Linked DNA regions of Homo sapiens: region 2 is linked to region 1. The links are chromatin contacts, found by Hi-C or POLR2A ChIA-PET in ENCODE. All regions are on one chromosome and are shown on one strand. The core of a region is the stretch at or near the end of the contact, and the rest is flanking DNA. Distances in the headings are between cores, read along the strand shown.

Evidence for each region. Hi-C counts contacts between places; a loop is a spot of excess contacts on that map. ChIA-PET counts read pairs that join two places held with the same protein, here RNA polymerase II (POLR2A). Pooled maps may share reads with other maps.
Region 2: a map of CD4-positive, alpha-beta T cell shows a loop between it and region 1 (3-fold over the local background). The contact joins the enhancer-like site here to the promoter of KIF9 in region 1. A Hi-C loop is called at or near these places in 1 of 168 maps with a recorded cell type or tissue (CD4-positive, alpha-beta T cell) and 5 of 50 pooled maps. POLR2A ChIA-PET finds 5 or more read pairs at or near these places in 1 of 52 experiments (PC-3).

Annotation. Positions count from the first base shown.
Region 1 is chr3:47,279,092-47,285,670 of GRCh38, forward strand. It overlaps KIF9 (kinesin family member 9), which reads right to left and starts at 3,708. Exons shown (of 21, transcript NM_182902.4): 1 at 3,404-3,708. KLHL18 (kelch like family member 18) reads left to right here and starts at 3,853. Exons shown (of 10, transcript NM_025010.5): 1 at 3,853-4,003. The coding sequence starts at 3,875. RefSeq lists enhancers at 3,032-4,231, 3,447-3,836.
Region 2 is chr3:47,821,473-47,828,051 of GRCh38, forward strand. It overlaps DHX30 (DExH-box helicase 30), which reads left to right. Exons shown (of 22, transcript NM_138615.3): 5 at 5,875-6,005. Among named protein-coding and RNA genes, the nearest start is that of DHX30, 22 kb to the left of the region's middle. RefSeq lists silencers at 633-833, 3,334-3,623. Within about 2 kb of position 3,464, at least 29 of the 41 ENCODE cell types and tissues checked have a DNase peak (open chromatin) inside an H3K27ac peak, as active enhancers do.

The DNA.
Region 1 (6,579 bases), core at 2,458-4,957:
CTGAGGCTGCAGTTAGCTTTGATCATACCACTGCACTCCAGCCTAGGTGACAGAGTGAGACCATATCTCAAAAAAAAAAAAAAAAAAAAAACTAACGTGGGCCAAGTGCGTTGGCTCTTGCCTGTAATCCCAGCACTTTGGGAGGCTGAGGATGGCAGATTACCTGAGGTTAGGAGTTCAAGACCAGCCTGGCCAACATGACGAAACCCTGTTTCCACTAAAAAAAAATACAAACATTAGCTGGGTGTAGTGGCAAGCGCCTGTAATCTCAGCTACTCAGGAGGCTGAGACAGGAGAATTGCTTGAATCTGGAGGGTGGAGGTTGCAGTGAGCCAATGTCATGCCACTGCACTCCAGCCTGGGTGACAGAGCAAGCTCAGTCTCAAAAAAAAAAAAAAATCAAAAAATCTAAGTAACTTTTAAGATGTTAACCATAAAAACCCCTCATGTATAACAGGGACTACTTTTAATTAGATTATCTTGCTTTTTTAAAAAGTACATTAAATAATGGTAATATTTTATTTTATTTTATTTTTTTTTTTTGAGGCAGAGTCTCGCTCTATCACCCAGGTTGGAGCGCAGTGGCGCCATCTCAGCTCACTGCAAGCTCCGCCCCCCAGGTTCACGCCATTCTCCTGCCTCAGCCTCCCGAGTAGCTGGGACTACAGGCGCCCGCCACCAAGCCCCGCTAATTTTTCTGTATTTTTAGTAGAGATGGGGTTTCACCGTGTTAGCCAGGATGGTCTCGATCTCCTGACCTCGTGATCTGCCCACCTCAGCGGATCATTTTATATAAAATTATCTAAGAGAGGTCCAATGGGTGTTACCTGACAAAAGTTATTCCAGATTTTATTTATTTATTATTTTTGAGACATTTATTTCAGACAGAGTCTCGATCTCTCTCTCAGGGTGGAGTGCACTGGTGTGATTTCAGCTCACTGCAGCCTGTCTCCCAGGCTCAAGCAATCCTCCCACCTCAACCTCAACCTCCAGAGTAGTGGTAGGACAGGTGTGTGTCACCACACCCGGCTAACGTTTTGCAATTTTGTAGAGATGGGGTTTCAACATGTTGCCCAGGCTGGTCTCAAACTCCTGGGTTCAAGCAATCCACCCACCTCAGCCTCACACTCAATTTCTAAAGCTTGGGGAACCGGGGAACCACTCTTCACATCCAAGGGCCCATTCTCCTGCCCAGGGAAATTCAGATGCCATCCAGGGTATGCTCCGAAAGGGACCATGAAGAAGCAGGGGAGCTCTGGGAGCAGGTGCCCAGGCCTCTCTCCCTGAAGCCCCTGCACAAGAGTAGCACAGGCCAGTTCAGAGCATCAACCTCAGCTGGGCATGGTGGCTCACGCCTGTAATCCCAGCCTTTGGGAGGCCAATGTGGGAGGATCGCTTGAGGCCAGGAATTAGGAACCAGCTTGGGTAACACAGCAAGACCTTGTCTCTACAAAAAATTTTAAAAATTTGCCAAGTGTGGTGGTGCACGCGTGTGGTCCCAATTTCCCAGGAGGCTGAGGCAGGAGGATCACTTGAGCAGTGATGGCACACCACTGCTCTCCAGCCTGGACAACAGCGTGAGACTGTCTCAACAAAACAAAACAAATAAGCAAAAGCATCACTCTCCCTCCAGAGCCTGGCCCTTCTCTGCCCTGCTATTTGCCAACATGCACATGCACACGCAGTCACCCCATGTATGCTTCCCAAGGCCCTCCCATGCTGACACCATGGCTCCAAGCAGGCCAGGAGCCATATCCACCTGCAATAAAGTCTTCCTTTGCACACCCGTCTTGTGAGCCTGCTACTCAGCAGCCCTTTAACACCCAAACATTTAGGGACCCCATGCCATCTTGCACTTACTGAAATACTGCTTGTTACCATTCTTACGTCGCTTCATTTGAGTGGGTTTCAGTTCCCAAAATTAAATTACAAGCTGCTTGAAGGCAAGGATTGTGCTTTTTATCTCTTTTGAATCCCCTCACAATGTCCAGGGCAGAGCCCAGCACAGAGTAGGTATTCAGGAAATGGCGGTGGTTGGTGATGGTAATGGCTGGAAGTCAGAGGGCAGCTGAATCTTCATATGTGGGTCTATCTTCAGTCACTACTGAGAGAGTCCCAAGGGGCATATGATGTCACTCCCCTTCCATGACAACTCCAACCAAAGCCCACAGCCCTTCCAGGAGGACACTTGGTTTCCAGGTGCAAAAATCCACATCCAGCACCTCACCACACGCTTTTTTTGTTTTTGTTTTTGTTTTTTGTTTATTTGTTTTTGTGACAGGGTCTCACTCTGTCACCTAGGCTGGAGTGCAGTGAAACAATCTCGGTTCACCGTAGCCTCCACATCCTGGGTTCAAGCGATCCTCCCACCTCAGCCCCGCAAGTAGCTAGGACTACAGGCGTGCACCACCACGCCCGGGTAATTTTTGTATTTTTCGTAGAGACAGGGTTTCGCCATGTTGCCCAGGCTGGTCTTGAACTCCTGAGCTCAAGCAATCCGCTCACCTCAGCCTCCCAAAGTGCTAGGATTACAGGCGTGAGCCACGGCGCCCGGCCCCCTCCCTTTCTCCCTCAGGACCTTGTGGGGAATGTCTCTCCTTGGGGAACCACCCTTTGATATTTCTGGTATAACAAAGCAAGTCTCTGAATGGCCACCAGGAGACTTCTGTGTTAAGGCGCTCGAGGTTTCCTCATTTGTCTTTAGTGGGAATGAACAGAATTGGCAACAAGCAGCCATGAAGACTAGACAAGAGGAAAGGGAGCGTTTGGTGGGGTGGAAGGCACCAGGTGGGTCCCTATCTTCCAGTGCTCCCGTCCAGATGAGGGGCTGTCATGGGGAACCCTCATAGCTACCCGTAGCGGCAGCACCAACACCCGAATCCAAAACACTGGGTCCAACTGCACCTGGCCTTGGCTGAACAAGACTAGGATGCAGGCAAAACTAGACTTTCTCCTTTTTCTCACCCAATGTGCCGGACCCCCGCGTGGAGCCTGGGCGGCAGTGGGCTTTGGACCCATTCCGGTCCCTCTCTGGAGAGGTTTCCTCACCTGTAACACGAAGGGCTCCGACTGGTGATCCCAAAGCCCCCTCTAGTTCGAAAACTGACTAGTACGGAAGAGTCCAGACGACCTCTGGCTCCCTGCCTCACGGCCTCTATGTCCTGGACGCGACGTGGGACCCCTTTGTGGGACCAATGAACATTAGCTCCGAAGACCGTAAGCCGCGGTCAGGTTGAAAGGACTCCCGCGACGTCGAGCCCTCCTTCGCCTGGGTTTCAGAGATGAGCGACCCAGCTGGGAACCCCCAGATAAAGCGGTTTTTGGACCCCAGCCACTTTCAGCAGTCCGGGCGCACACCCTTTTCCCGTCTCCCCACTCCCACCGGCGAGCAGCCCCTGCTCACCGTTCACCAGGCAGCGACGCTCCCGGGACGCGACTGCCGCAACCGAAACCACCTGCACTCCCCACGCGGGGCTGCCTGGCTGTGTACATAGTCGCCATGGCAACGGGTCGCTTCCGGGGATTCCGGAAGTGTCGGGGTGGCGGAAATGAAGTCCGAGGTCCTACGTCGAGGATACGGGTGAGGTCATGGCCGAATCGGGAAGACGAGAGATGGGGCCGATTGATCTAGAAAGACTTCGGCGGATGCACATGCGAAGTCAAGGTCGAGATAGCGAGGGAACGAAGGCCGCACATGAACCAGGAAGCGGAGTGGCGGGGCTTCCGGCGCCGAGGAGATTCAACTACGGCGGCCGCGGAGGCCCGTCCGATTGCTGCTCCGCGCTCCGAGCGGCTGTCGGCGTGCGCTATCGCCCCGCCCTGGTTAGTGTCTAGCCGGCCGGCGAGGCCTGCGCAGTTGCAGCGGCCGGGGAAGATGGTGGAGGACGGCGCGGAGGAGCTGGAGGATCTGGTGCACTTCTCCGTGTCTGAGTTGCCTAGTCGCGGCTACGGCGTCATGGAGGAGATCCGGCGGCAGGGCAAGCTGTGCGACGTGACCCTCAAGGTACCGCGGACTGGGCGGCAGCGGGCTGAGGGAAAAGGGGTCGAGCGGGGAGTAAAAAGGGGCGGGGGACAGAGAAAGAGAGGTCTAGCAGGGAGAGGGGTGGGGAGAAGAGGTGTGAGGGGGGCCGAGTAGTGGGGAGAGAGGTGCCGAGCAAAAGGGGATCGGGGCCGAGTGGGGAGAGGAAGAGGACAACCTTTCAGCCCTTGAAAGGAAAGGTTGAGAGGTGCGCCGCTTAGGCCCTTGGAGTGGGAGACACGGGTGACAGCCTCCTTTTTCTGTCATGCAGACAAGAGAAAATGGACTTACCTTCTATGGAGGCAGGGGCGGTGGCCGGCTCCACATGCTGATGGGCACCACTGAAGAACCTTCTCTTGTCACTACAGATATTTCTTTGTGCCTGTCGAACTTGGCTGTGCTGTTCTAGAAGAGAAGGCTTCTCCTTAGGAATCATTGCCCTTAATTGTTGAATTACTACTTTGTCTCTTAAGAGCTTTTAAAATCTTCTCTGGAAAATTTTTGAGGTGGGAAGCCACCCTGCCCCATACTGGAAGGCACCACTCACCACCACAAAGGTCCCCGGGGCTGGGCCTGCTGGCCGCGTGGGGAGAGGGATGCTGACTGATATTAAGAGGGAAAGATATCTTAACCACCTGTTCCCCACCAGCATTCTGGTCGCTAGAGCCAGCCTCCCTCCTGTGCCTGGGTCTTTTCATGAGGAAGAGGCATGCTGTGCTGCTGCCTGGCCAAGCCACCGAACCATGTGGAGACGTCCGGTTGGGGAGATGATCAGTGGGGCTCCCTGTTGGGCTTTAGCTGGAAAGCTCTCAGCATCTGTGCGTGATCCCTGTTTAAAAAACAAACAGGGCAGGCATGGTGGCTCACACCTGTAATCCCAGCACTTTGAGAGGCGAGAGGATCACTTGAGTGGGGGAATTGGAGACCAGCCTGGGCTATGTAGGGAGACCCTGTCTCTACAAATAATAAAAAATTGTCTGGGCATGGTAGCCTGTGCCCGTAGTCCCAGCTACTCAGGAGGGTGAGGTGGGAGGATCGCTTGAGCCTAGGAGGTCAAGCCTGCAGTGAGTTGTAATCACACCACTGCACTCCAGCCTGGGCAACACAGCAAGATCCTATTTCTCCTATTTCTCTCTGTCTCTCTCACACACACACACACACACAAATAAATAAATAAAAGAAAAAATAAAACTATGCAGAGATTCTTTTGCTCTTCTTTTCTTTTTTCTTTTTTTTTTTTTTTTTGAGACGGAGTCTCGTTCTGTTGCCCAGGCTGGAGTGCAGTGGCGCTATCTTGGCTCACTGAAACTCTCTCTCCTGGGTTCAAGCGATTCTCCTGCCTCAGCCTCCCCAGCAGCTGGGACTACAGGCGCGCACCACTACCCCTGGCTAATTTTTTCTATTTTTAGTAGAGACAGGGTTTCACCATGTTGCTCAGGCTGGTCTCGAACTCCTGAGCTTCAGCAGTCTGCCTGTCTCGGCCTCCCAAAGTGCTAGAATTACACGCGTGAGTCACCGCGCCCAGCCTGCTCTTCTTATTTTCTACATGGTTAAGGAAACTTTTCTTCTGCAACATAGTTGAGTCAGACCTCTGGAGATGGTAGAGTAGGATGGTTGAGTATGGCTTTGAAAGCAGAAGGATTTGGATTAAAATCCTAGTTGTAACCTTGAGCAAGTTACTTAATCTCTGTAAGCCTCGGTTTTTTTGCTTTTATTTTTATTTTTTTGAGACAGAGTCTCGCTGTGTGGCACAGGCTGGAGTGCAGTGGCATGATCTTGGCTCACTGCAACCTCCACCTCCTGGCTTCAAGCCAGTCTCCTGCCTTAGCCTCCCAAGTAGCTGGGACTACAGGCGCCCGCCACCACGCCCGGCTAATTTTTGTGTGTGTTTTTAGTAGAGACAGGGTTTCACTACGTTAGCCAGACTGCTCCTGACCTCGTGATCCGCCCACCTCAGCCTCCCAAAGTGCTGGGATTACAGGCGTGAGCCACCAAGCCCGGCCCTTTTCATCATTCTAAACCCCTCCTGAAGGAGGTTGTTTTTCCAGGAGAGGAGTGAAGTGATCTGAGAAGGCGTGAGATCTTCTCATATGGGAAAGAGGAACCAAGAGAATTGAGAAAAAATGAGCTAGACTAAAGGAAGCAGAGGAAGTAAAAGTAAATTAGAAGTTTTTGTCCACAGTGATTACATGGTAGAAGATGTTAAGGCCACTAGAAACTTGTAAGCAGAAAAATGATCCGGTTTTGGCAGCAACACTTGGTGTAAATAGAGACTAGTGAAAAGCAGTAATAGGTGTGAATTTCTAGATTAAAATTTAGGCTGTAGGCTGGGCACCGTGGCTCACGCCTATTATCCCAGCACTTTGGAAGGCCAAGGCGAGTGGATCGCTTGAACCCAGGAGTTTGAGACCAGCCTGGGCAACATGGCAAAACCCCGTCTCTATTGGGGAAAAAAAAAAAAAGATTTAGGCTGTAAGGGTGAACCAGGGGAATCTTACAAGACACAGGGAATCAAAAAGGGCGTGGCAGCGTGGGATGGTCACAGATACTTCTACATAAAG
Region 2 (6,579 bases), core at 2,214-4,713, 540 kb after region 1:
TGGTCAGGCTGGTCTCAAACTCCTGACCTCAGGCAATCTGCCCGCTTCGGCCTCCCAAAGTGTTGGGATTACAGGCATGAGCCACCGTGCCCAGCCCTTTTTTCTAACTTTCTTTAAGGTCCTTTACTGATTGATTGATTGATTGAGATGGAGTCTCACTCTGTTGTCCAGGCTGGAGTGCAATGGCGCAATGTCGGCTCACTGCAACCTCCCTCCTGGGTTTGAGCCATTCTCCTGCCTCGGCCTCTTGAGTAGCTGGGATTACAGGCACCTGCCACCATGCCCAGAGCTAATTTCTGTATTTTTAGTAGAGATGGAGTTTCACCACACTGGCCAGGCTGGCCTTGAACTCCTGACCTCAGGTGATCCACCCTCCTCGGCCTCCCAAAGTGCTGGGATGACAGGCATGAGCCACCGTACCTGGTCTTTAAGGTCCTTTAGAGGAGGAGTTGGTAATCTTTTTTTTGTAATCATCAGGTAATAAATATTTTACGCTGTGTGGGGCATATGCTTTCTGTTGCAGTTATTTGACTCTGCCATTATAGAATGAAAGCAGTCATAGATAATAGCAAATAACATAGTAAATGAGTGTGGCTCTGTTCCAATAAAACTTTCTAACAACAGGCAGGGGTCTGGATTTGGTCTGCAGGCTGTAGTTTTCCAACTCCTGCTCTAGACCAGTGAGGAGAAGAACACAGAAGCAGAAGAGTTCCAAGAGCTGCTGTAAAGAGTTGCCCTTATCTTACAAGAGTCATTGAGGTTTGTGGAGGTGAAATACTTGCTCAGGGTGACTCTTGCTGTTAGAACCCAGTTGAAATAAATGAATAGGAAAAGGGGACTGCATTAGTCCATTTTCATGCTGCTGATAAAGACATACCCAAGACTGGGTAATTTATAAAGAAAAAAAGGTTTAATGGATTCACAGTTCTATGTGGCTGGAGAGGCCTCACAACCATGGTGAAAGGCAAAAGGCACATCTTACATGGTGGCAGACAAGAGAGAAAGACAGAACCAAGTGAAAGGGGTTTTCCCAGCCGGGTGTGTTAACTCATGCCTGTAATCCCAGCACTTTGGGAGGCCGAGGTGGGTGGATCATGAGGTCAGGAGTTCAAGACCAGCCTGGCCAATATGGTGAAACCCTGTCTCTACTAAAAATACAAAAATTAGCTGGGCATGGTGGCACGTACCTGTAGTACCAGCTGCTTGGGAGACTGAGACAGGAGAATCGCTTGAACCCAGGAGGCAGAGGTTGCAGTGAGCCGAGATCGTGCCAGTGCATTCCAGCCTGGGTGACAGAACAAGACTCTGTCTCAAAAAAATAAACATAAAAAATAAGAAAGGCCAGGCGCAGTGGCCCACGCCCGTAATCCCAGCACTTTGAGAGGCCAAGGAAGGCGAATCATGAGGTCAGGAGATCGAGACCATCCTGGCTAACACAGTGAAACCCTGTCTCTACTAAAAATACAAAAAATTAGCCGGGTGTGGTGGCGGGCACCTGTAGTCCCAGCTACTTGGGGGGCTGAGCCAGGATAATGGTGTGAACCTGGGAGGTGGAGCTTGCAGTGAGCCGAGATTGCACCACTGCACTCCAGCCTGGGCAACAGAGCGAGACTCCATCTCAAAAAAAAAAAAAAAAAGAAAAGAAAGAAAAGAAAGGGGTTTCCCCTTATTAATCTATCAGATCTCTTGAGACTTACTCACTACTATGAGAACAATATGGGAGAAACCACCCCCATGATTCAATGACCTCCCAACCACGTCCCTCCCATGACACATGGGAATTATGGGGGCTACAATTCAAGATGAGATTTGGGTGGGGACACAACCAAACCGAGACAAAGACCCCCCTGGGAACAAACTAGTTGGTTGGCATCCCTGGTTGTTGTTTTTTTTTTTTTTTTTGTCTTTTTGAGACGGAGTCTCACTCTGTTGCCAGGCTGGAGTGCAGTGGCGCAATCTCGGCTCACTGCAACCTCCGCCTCCCGGGTTCAAGCAATTCTCCTGCCTCAGCCTCCCAAGTAGCTGGGACTACAGGCGCGTGCCACCATGCCCAGCTAATTTTTGTATTTTTAGTAGAGATGGGGTTTCACCATGTTGACCAGGATGGTCTTGATACCCTGACCTCATGATCCGCCTGCCTCAGCCTCCCAGAGTGCTGGGATTACAGGCATGAGCCACTGCGCCTGGCTGATTTTTTTTTAACATAAAAATCTAAACATCTGTTCAACACATGTGTTGTAAACTAGAAAAAATAGTATAATGAACCTGCAAGTACCTGTCACCCAGCTTCAACAATTAACAACTCATGGCCAGTGTTGCTTTGTGTATAGCTCTTCATTTTGGCTTCTTTAGAGGCAACTAAGAAATCATGGCATTTCAGCCTTATGCCAAATGGCTGTCAGAAAAGAGTGCTATCCTGAGGGCTTCCTCAAGTGCCACAAAGGGCTTGGGTCCTGCTGTCCAGGTGGGGCCTTTCTGTCTAGACTGTTGTCTCCTTCAGCTTTCAGATACCATTTTCTTTTCCTTTTTTTTTTTTTTTTTTTTTTTTGAGATGGAGCCTTGCTCTGTCACCCAGGCTGAAGTGCAGTGGCATGATCTTGGCTTACTGCAACCTCCGCCTCCTGGGTTCAAGCGATTCTCCTGCCTCAGCCTCCCGAGTAGCTGGGATTACAGGCGCGCGACACTATGCCCGGCTAATTTTTGTATTTTTAGTAGAGATGGGGTTTCACCATGTTGGCCAGGCTGGTCTCGAACTCCTGACCTCAGGTGATCTGCCTGCCTCGGCTTCCGAAAGTGCTGGGATTACAGGCGTGAGCCACTGCGCCTGGCGAGGAACAGCACTTTCACTGCTGGACTTTACGCTGGACCAGCTCAATTCTTGGCAGTTTCCAAAGCTGGGTGTTTTCACCTTCCCCTCCAGCCCTGGGGATTAAATCTGTTTCCTGAAGAGGTCTTCCTTGGCCTGGCTCCAGATTTTCTTTTTCGTTTTTTAAACTTTTAATAGAGTTGGGGTTTCACTATGCTGCCCAGACTGGTCTCAAAATCCTGGGCTCAGGGGATCCATCCGCCTCAACCTCCCAAAGTGTTGGGATTGCAGGCATGAGCCACGGCGCCTGGCCCTGGCTCCAGATCTTCACCAGGTTTACTTTGTAAGCCGTTAAATAAGATGGGGCTGCCAATTTGCCAGAGGCACGTGAGAGGTAGTTAGGAACAATTGGTAGGACCTAGAGGGAACTAACTTCGCTTCCTTAGATGACATTGAGCTAAGGCCTAGCATTATTTTCCCCCCAACAGCCTCATTCCATCTTCCTGCCTTCCATCCACACGACTGCTGGTTTAGATTTGCTGGAGAGTGAGCTCTGCAGGGTCCTAGCCCTGGGCAGCGCCGAGCCCGCCTACTGAAGGCCCAGGGCTGTGGTGAGCGAGGACGGGCTGCTGATGCCCTCGCCTAGGCTTGGGCTTCGGGTCCGCCCGGCCCGCAGGGGGCGCGCGGCGCTCGGGCCGGCCGCTCCCGTTCTCTTCGCCCGGTCCCTGCCGCGCACAGGCCTCGGGGTCGGCGGGAGCACGATGGCGGCCGCTAGGAGACTCATGGCGCTGGCCGCCGGCATCTCTCCGCGCCTGCAGCCGCTGGGTCCCCGCGCTGCTGGGCGACAGGGTCGCTCGCGCGGCTTCTCTTCAAGCTGCGCCCACCCCGACCACACCAAGGAAGCCGCCGAGGCCGAGTCAGGGATGGCCCCCGGCGGGCCTGGGGAAGGCGACGGAAGCTTGGTGAACGGTGAGGGCATCGGCGGGGGCGGGCGGTCCGCAGCGCCCTTGACTCCTGGGATGGCAGAGCTAGGGGCGCGGGCCGAAATCGGGCCTGGCGGCCGGGGGTCCTCTCTTCCATAGTGGCCAAGTTCGCCATCCGTCGGCGGGCAGCGGCCTTGCTGTTTGTAAAGCTTAGCGTGGCACAGGCCCGAATGGACCCTTAGAGTACCTGCTCCCGGCAAGAATAGGTGAGAGGTGCGAGACCTCGAGGGAGTGGGGAAAACGAGTAAAAGTCCAACTCCTGCCAGGATGAGTGGCCAAGGGCTAGAGCTTCTAGGGACAAGCATGCCCTCACCAGTGTGAGAAATAGCCCAAAGTAACTCCTGGGACATCAGGATCTCAAATAGAGACAGAATGACTGTTCTGGTGGATTCCAGCTTTGTGCCTCCCAAATAGTGCAGAGGATAAAACTGTTGAAAGCATCAAGGATGGGTAGAGAGCGCCAGCCTCCACCAACCTTATAGAGCTGAAGGTGGGGGCGGGGTGGTGGTCTCAGTGCAGCTCTATTGTTAAACCAGTGGGTGTAATGGGCTACTCGAAGTTGGGTCCCTCTGTGACGAAACCCCCCCCGCCCCGGCCAAGTCCACTTAGATATGGTTTCTTAACTGCTTAACTGCTTGACTCTTAGTTGCTTTACAAGTTACCGCTTAGAGGGAGACAGGATCAGGTGTCCTCCATCCTGGCCACTTGACACAGGAGTCTGTCCCAAGGAAACAGTCTCAAACCAGGCAGCAGAGTTACATCAGAACGCTTGGAAGCACTTTTTGAAAATATAGAGTCGCCTCCAACATCGCTCCCATTCTCAGGTCCCCTGTGGGGAGCTGGATGTCCATGCGGTGAAAAAGCTCCCCAGGTGATCAGTGTACACGCAGGTGCACATGTGCATATATACAGCTCCTTTTGGAGCTGCCAGAGGCTAGAGTGGAGAATGATATGGCCCCCCATGTTCCTAGCAGACCTCTTCATGACCTGGTTAAGCCTTGTGTCTGGTACAAGCTTACCCTAGGTAGATATCTCTTCCCTTTCTGCTCTGAGATTAATCCAAAAAACAAGAAAAAGAAGCGAGGTACCTCTCATGGTATCTGATGCATCAATTTTCCCCTTGATTCCAGAGAACTTGGGGGAGGAGTAATTCATGCCTGCTCAGATGTAGAGGTTTTCTTTCTTTTTTTTTTTTTTTTTTGAGATGGAGTTTCACTCTTGTTGCCCAGGCTGGATTGCAGTGGCGCGATCTTGCCTCACTACAACCTCCGCCTCCCGGGTTCAAGCGATTCTCCTGCTTCAGCCTCCCAAGTAGCTGGGACTACAGGCGCCTGCCACCAGGCCTGGCTAATTTTTTGTATTTTTAGTAGAGACGAGGTTTCACAAGGTTTCACTATGTTGGCCAGGTTGTCAAACTCCTGACCTTGTGATCCACCCGCCTTGGCCTCCCAAAGTGCTGGGATTACAGGCGTGAGCCACCACGCCCAGCCAGATGTAGAGGTCTTTAATCAGTCCCCACACATAGTTTGGTTCTGTGGGAGTCTTTTGCAGTGTGCTTAGATACGGTTGAGAGCTGGGGCCTGGTATTCAGCATCTGGATCTCATCACTTGAGATACATGGGGCCAGGTCTCTCGTGTGTGTGTCTTATTTTAGGAAGAGCCTTGCATTGTCTTGATCTCCAGTTTGTGTGTGTGGTGGATTTTTGTTTTTGTATTTTTTGCTTGCTTGTTTGTTTAGTGTCTTCTTTCAGACATCAGACTGGGGGGTTTATTGACCAACCAGGCTTTTGTAGGTGATGTATGAAATGAGGAGATTGGGCGGAGAAGAGGATGCTGGTAGGATCCCTTCTGTGGTGTGTGGGTCATTGGCCCTTCTTCAGGAGATGGTTATTCAAGTGGGTCTGGCCCCACTCTTCCCTGTAAACCCTGAAGTCATTCCTCTTTTCTTTTCCAAGATGCTCCTGGGTGGTTTGGGGTCATGAGCCAACATCCTCAGAATCCAGCCCAGGGTTGCCCTGATACACACCCCATGGAGTTTTTAAAAGAAAAAGAACAACTGTAATGCTTTTGTTCTTATTTTCTTAGCTTCTAGGGACCTATTAAAAGAGTTCCCACAGCCCAAAAATCTTCTCAACAGTGTGATTGGAAGAGCCCTCGGCATCTCACATGCAAAAGACAAACTAGTCTACGTGCACACAAATGGACCGAAGAAAAAGGTAACTCTGCTGGTGGCAAGGAAAAACATTGGTATGACTCAGAAAGGAGGCTGTTTGTCCTTTCTGTCTTAGGTTTCTTTGTCAAGGAGGCCATAGAATGGGTTTCCTGAATTAAAATGGTCAGCAGAGACTCAGAGCAAAGCTAGGTTTGAAGAAGAGCCAGAATACACGTGCCTGGTTTAGGGAAGAGGAACACAGGGCAAATGAGGTGCCATCTTATCTAAGACAGGCGCCTATACGGATCCTTGGTTTTTGCCCCCATCGACTAAGGACTGCAGAGGGTTAGAGTTAATGATAATTCTTGCCCTTACAGTCTTATAGATTCTGGAACCATAGAAGCATGCCAGCAAACCATTCTGGATGATTTTTTAACATTTATTTTATTTATTTTTGTAGAGACAGAGTCAGAGTCTCTCTGTCACCCAGGCTGGAGTGCAGTGGCACAATCATAACTCACAGTAACCTCAAACTCCTGGGATCAAGTGATCCTCCCGCCTCAGCCTCCAAAGTAGCTGGGACTACAGACAGGTGCCACCACACTCGTCTAATTTTTTTTATTTTTTGTAGAGACCGG